2 separate regions of the Homo sapiens genome follow, and region 1 is linked to region 2. A link is a loop called in an ENCODE intact Hi-C map of the cell type or tissue named here. Cell type or tissue: K562. All regions are shown on one strand. Each heading gives the region's core, and the rest is flanking DNA. Links, peaks and the distances in the headings are about the cores only.

Region 1 (2,805 bases), core at 258-2,757, 100 kb after region 2:
TGATCTCTCCGGGGGAGCTTCTGTGACACTCCCAGGCTGGGTTAGGTGCCCGCCTTGGCCCACCTGGCTGGCTAATCACTGTACTTTCACGCATTAGCAGGGACTGCCGTATGTGGAATTCCTTAATCACTGCCTGTCTTCCAGAAGCCTTAGCGTCAGGGTCGCAGGGGTCCTGAGCTGGAGTTGCCAAGCAAGTGGTCTGCTCTGACACCACGCATATTGTCTTTCCGTGGATGGGGGGCGGTCCATGGAAATCAAGGAGTTGTCTAAAAGCTCCCAGAGTCCCCCTCATACCACCCCCCACCACTGCTTTGCACACCTTTTTCCCGTGTGTTCCTTTTGTACAGCTTTGCCAGGTAGGTTTGGGTTCTGCCCCAGCCTAGTTCCTTGCACAGAAAGCAAGGACCACAAGCGGCATGGGAGGGGTCTGCAGACGTCCTGTTTAGAGTCATGCTCTGATAAGACTGGAGGGTGATTGAGGAAGAGAAATCTCAGGTGGTTCCGGGGTTTGAGATGGGGACTCTGAGATTTCTGCAAGTCATGGTCTAGAAGTGTCTAGACTCCGGCAAGAGCCGAGCGATGCTGGAAGTAGGAGGACTGTGTAGCCAAGGCCCATGACCTATGCCCCTGCATTCTGCTAGAGAGAGGGCTGAACAGGTGCTATTGCACTTGGGGTAGGTGCACTTCATTTCCACTTTCAAACAGCCCCGTGGAGTGCCTGAGAAGCAGACCCATTTGTGAGCCCTGAGGCAGGGGCAGGGGCAGGGCCCGCCAGCACCCATATCACCCAAGCCAGCTAAATTTAAGAAGTATAACTTGTGTTTCACTCTGACCCCAGGGTCCACTAACATTGCAGGGTAGCACAGGATAAATGGGCAGAAAGGCAGGGTTGTCTCTGGTGAGTCTTTTATATGTCAGCGTCCTGCATCCCCATTTTCAGATGAAAAAAGGGAAGCCCAGGATCAATCTGCTGTGTGAAGCATAGCTGGGCTGTCTCCCTTGACTCTACACATCTGATTTCTTTTCTGAGCCTCTTGGCTCAGAAAAGTGTGTGCCAGCTGGGCCTCCAAGGCTCACAGTGGGCTGGAAGATGGAGCCACTACAGTGTACATGGTCTCAGAGCCACAGGGGAAACGCTATCGCCCCCCCTTGTCTCTCTGTGGCTGAACTGTACTTGGATCCTGAGCTCCGTACCACTCAGTACTTACACTAGATCTTATCTCTTCAAGCCATTTCTGGTTTAACACTCAGTTCAGACTTCTCCCATCCACCTTTCTCGGCATCCCCCAGGAGAAGAGTCCAGCTTCCGAGGGCTCTCATGCATCATCTCGCTCTTGGGAGAAACAGCTTCCTCTGGGTTGTTTGTGGCCTTCATGCCATAGAGCAAGCTGCAGACTGGGGCCAACAGTGCGGGGGAGAGGTGTGACACATGGAAGGAGTGATCCTGGACTGACGAGAGCAAGGGGGACTTTCAGAGGAGTGGCTTTGAAGGATAAATAAGCACTTTCCACAGGGACGAGGGAAAAGCATTGCGGCAAAGAGAGCAGCAGCCTGTGCAGAGGCCAGGAGCCGTGTGTGTTGCATGGCTTGCACATCCCAGTCCAGCTTGTGTGGGGCTGTGTGGTATAGCTCCTCCTTCACAGCCAGCCTTCTCTGCTCCTATCTCCCAGTCTCCAGTGACGCCCTCTCAGGACCCACTACCGAAGTCATTAGGACTCCTTTGTTTGCAGATGACAGTTACCGAGCTCAGATAAGAGTAAGAAAAAGAAGCTATTTCCTTACTGAGGTGACTCAAAAGTCCAGGGAGAAGTGCTTCGGGCACAGCTGGATTCAGAAGCTTCAAAGCATCTTTAGGACTTGGTCTGGGCTCAACCTTCTTCAGCAGGGACTTCAGTCTGCAGGCTCCCTGCAGTGGGCAAACGCAGGCCTCCCTTGGCCCCATAGCTCTCAGCTCTGGAAGACATTCTTGCTTCTCAGTTTCCCCTGAGGCTCTGAGTTAGGTGTCACTGGTCTGAATTGGATCTTCTGCCCCACCTGTTGACCAATCACAGTTGACAGGAAGAATAAATGTGCTAATTGGTCAGGCAGGGTTCACACATTCCCCAGGAGCCAGCCCTGTGGGAGTCACGTGGAGTGCCTCCTGGTGTGCTTGGCTCCCCCACTTTGCCCATCACCCCTAGAAATTGGCAGATGCCCGTCTCAGGTGGTGGTGTGCTTGCTTGTAGAAGGGCAGCTGCCACTTGCACCTCACTCTGTGCACACACTCAATTTGGGAACTTGCCCAGCCATGCTCTGTGTGCAATGAGGCCATTGAGCTGGGAGCCGTGCTGTGTCTGGTCCAAGGCCACTGGCTGAGCAATGGGTGGCAGAATGGGGACTCAGATCTCCTGGTTCCAAATATCCTTCCCTCCTACCCATCATGAGGTCATAGTGAAGTCTCAGATCCCCACAGAGAGGCTCGAAGGTGGAACAAACCCTTTCCCCAGTGAGTAGGGTTGGCTGGGGGTCTGGCTGTGGGGCCTCTTGTTGCTCAGAGGAAAACTGAGGTGCTAGTCAGGAGAGGAAGGCAGGCCATGCACCAGTGCCCACTCTGCACCCTGTTCCCACTTCCTCCAGCTTGTGAGACTGAGGCTTGGGGAAGGCGCTGAGCTTTGCCTGTGACACTCTGATCTTTTATTCAGTGTAAATCTTGTCTCCCTGGTCACTCTGTGAGCTCCTTCATGGGGCACTTGGGTCTCTGGTTGCTCTTTGATTTCTCCTAGGCACTGGGGCCCCCTGGAACACCCTATAGGCTCTTTATTTACA
Region 2 (2,805 bases), core at 4-2,503:
ATCAGAAACCAGAATCCCTGGATCTTGCTCTCCATTATTTATCTCTGCCTGGAGGGCACTTGAGACTTTTACCTGCTGTCTAACTTGATGGACACAGCCAAGCCGTGGGCATGGTCGGGAAAGAGGGAGGCCGATAGCGGCAGCCAGTGCCTGGCTCGGGCAGCAGCCCTTGTCTTTGGGATGAGGGATGTGGCTTCCCTCACATGGGCTCTAGGAGCTGACAGGCTGCATTTGACCCTCAGGCTGGGCCACAGGCTATCTCTGTGTTCGGACAAGTTCCTCACAGAACCTGGCCTTCTCACCTACAGAATGGAATAATGGCAGCATAGAATAATGGAATAATGGCCTCCTTTTGGGGCTGTTATAAGGCTGTCATGAGATTGCAGGTGGAAAGAAAGTGGGCTTGCAGTGACTCTTGCACAATTATGTGTTATTTGCGGGAAGAAATCATTTTAGAACAGCTCCTTTTTACTTTTTCAAAATAAAAGTAACATATATTCATTGAGAAGCATTTGGGAAAAAAATAACAGCAAAGAAAGTAAAGAACATGGTATCATATTGCCCAGCAGTGGTCAGTGTTATTTTTTTCTTTTTTCAGAATACTTTTTTTTTTTTGAAACAGAGTCTCACTCTGCTGCCGAGGCTGGAGTGCAATGGCATGATCTCAGCTCACTGTAACCTCCACCTTCCAGGTTCAAGCAATTCTCCTGCCTCAGCCTCCCAAGCAGCTGGGTTACAGGTTGCTGCCACCACGCCCAGCTAATTTTTTGTATTTTTAGTAGAGATGGGGTTTCGCCATGTTGGGCAGGCTGGTCTCGAACTCCTGACCTCAGGTGATACACCCACCTCAGCCTGCCAAAGTGTCAGCATATTTTTAAAAAACAAAATTAGGTTCAGAGACATTTGCAATTTTACATTTTGACAGAACTTCATTCTATCATGATTCTGGAGGCCAGAAGTCCGAAGTCGAGGTGGAAGCAGGCGCCCTCTGAAGGCACTAGGGGCACATCCTTCCTGGCCTCTTCCAGCTTCTGGTGGCCCCATTTGTTCCTCAGTTTGTGGCTCACGTTTCCCCACATGATACCAGAACGTGAACATTTGCCTGGTCACTACTGTCTACAAACTTCTTTCTTGTATGGCTGCATGCTATTTCTTCATGTCAATGTGCAGATAATCTATACCTATCTCTGATGATTGGATCTTTAGATTTTTTCTTTTATGAACACTTAAAAAATCCTCCCACAAAAGTAAGAGGTACGTATTACTAGCCCATTTTGCAGGTTGTTGTATTAGTTTCCTGTGGCTTCTTTAACAAATTAACACAAATTAGGTGGCTCAGAACAACAGAAGTTTATTCCTCATGGTTCTGGAGGCCAGAAGTCTGAACTCAAGGTTTTGGCAGGACCGTGCTCCCTCTGAAGGCTCCAGGGGAGGATCCTTTCCTGCCTCTTCCAGCTTCTGGTGGCTTCCGCGGCTGTTGCCGCATTGCCCCAATCTCCGTCCCCATCTTCACCTGGCTTCGGCTGTCCAGGCATCTCTCTCCTTTTTGCGTGTCTCTTCTTATAAGGGCACGTTGCCACTAAATTTAGGGCCCTCCTGGATAATTATGATATCCTCATTTTAAGATTCTTAGTGTAATTACATCTGCATTACATTAGAGCTTTGGTCACATTTATTGTCTCATTTAACCTCCCTAGCAGCTCAACGAAGTAGGCCTGTTATCCCCATTTCACAGGTGAGAAACAAGACTGAGTGAGGTTGAGTGACTTGCTCAATGTCACACAGCTAAGGAGGGCATGGAGCTGGGATTCGAGGCTTACTAAAGCTGTCCCTTCTAGGCCTGAGCAGGCAAAAGGCTGCAACCATGCTTCTTCCTGCTAAAGCTCCTCAGTCAGAGATGGACTTCTTCAGGTAGAGGTGCTTGAAGGCCATAAGACTCAGAGGCGTGCACATGGTATGGTCACTGATGTGAAGGAATCCAGGGTTCCTCACCAGTAGCTGGGCCAGAGGCTGCTCCTGCCCTGGAGAAAGGCTTCTGCCAGCTCCCAGGCCCCTGGTGCAGAGGGCAGGCACCTCCCAGCACAGAGCTGTGGGAGGGGCTGAGTAAACCAGACAGTGTGCTGGGATTTCCTCTTGCCCAGCTGTGCCCAGCACTGGATGGGCTGAGGGTGGACCCTGGTCCAACTCAGCCACTCATCAGTAGGGTCTCTGTCCCCCTGCATCCCTGGCACTGTGCACAGCTTCCTGCCTGCCCTCTGTGTGATGGCCCGAGGCTGAGACGCCGCCCACTAAGTCCCTCCAACCTGGCCTTGCCAAGAGAGCAGGAAACTCAGACGTGCACAGAGGCCCACTCACCGTGACAGCATCCCCCCGAGATGGCAGGCTCAACTGCCCACGGATGGGCTGCGGTTGTGTGCAGGGTGCCCACCCTGGGCACTCACACTTCCTTTCTCGGAGCCGCAATGAGGCAGCAGGAAAGAATCTGCTCCCACCCACTGGGGCCTGCCCTTCGCCTGAGACACCAGATATGACTTGGAAGCCAGCTGGGCATTCCTATGTTAGGCCTTTCAGAAAGAGACCACAGCCTCGCTGCTCAGAGAGGCCACAAGTGCCCTGGCGTGGCCCCCGCCTTCCTCTCAGGGCTTTGCTCTTCTCTGTAATGCTCCTGTCCCCCTGGGACTGGGCCTCTGACCTTGGTGAAGCCCTCGGCCGACCCCACACCCGCCCTCTGGCTCTGTTCATTTATAAATAGGCCCATTTCTCATCTTGCTCCAGCCCAGAGCTCCACACCCAAGCAGCAGATGC

The links. Hi-C counts contacts between places; a loop is a spot of excess contacts. Peaks named below come from ENCODE experiments on the same cell type or tissue, not always from the same donor. Only the 100,000 strongest peaks of a DNase experiment are listed, where the experiment ranks them.
Region 1: a loop joins it to region 2, with 2.9 times the contacts of the local background. A loop is called at or near these places in 3 of 110 quality-filtered maps.

Annotation. Positions count from the first base shown.
Region 1 is chr10:49,172,206-49,175,010 of GRCh38, reverse strand. The region is part of intron 1 of TMEM273 (transmembrane protein 273); the gene reads left to right. Among named protein-coding and RNA genes, the nearest start is that of TMEM273, 15 kb to the left of the region's middle. RefSeq lists an enhancer at 1-135. In K562, for the core only: no CTCF peak of the experiment used is centred there; DNase peaks (open chromatin) are centred at 530, 1,670 and 2,043; H3K4me3 peaks cover 276 bases.
Region 2 is chr10:49,272,518-49,275,322 of GRCh38, reverse strand. No RefSeq gene overlaps it. Among named protein-coding and RNA genes, the nearest start is that of C10orf71-AS1, 25 kb to the left of the region's middle. In K562, for the core only: a CTCF peak has its summit at 967 (motif pointing left); no DNase peak of the experiment used is centred there.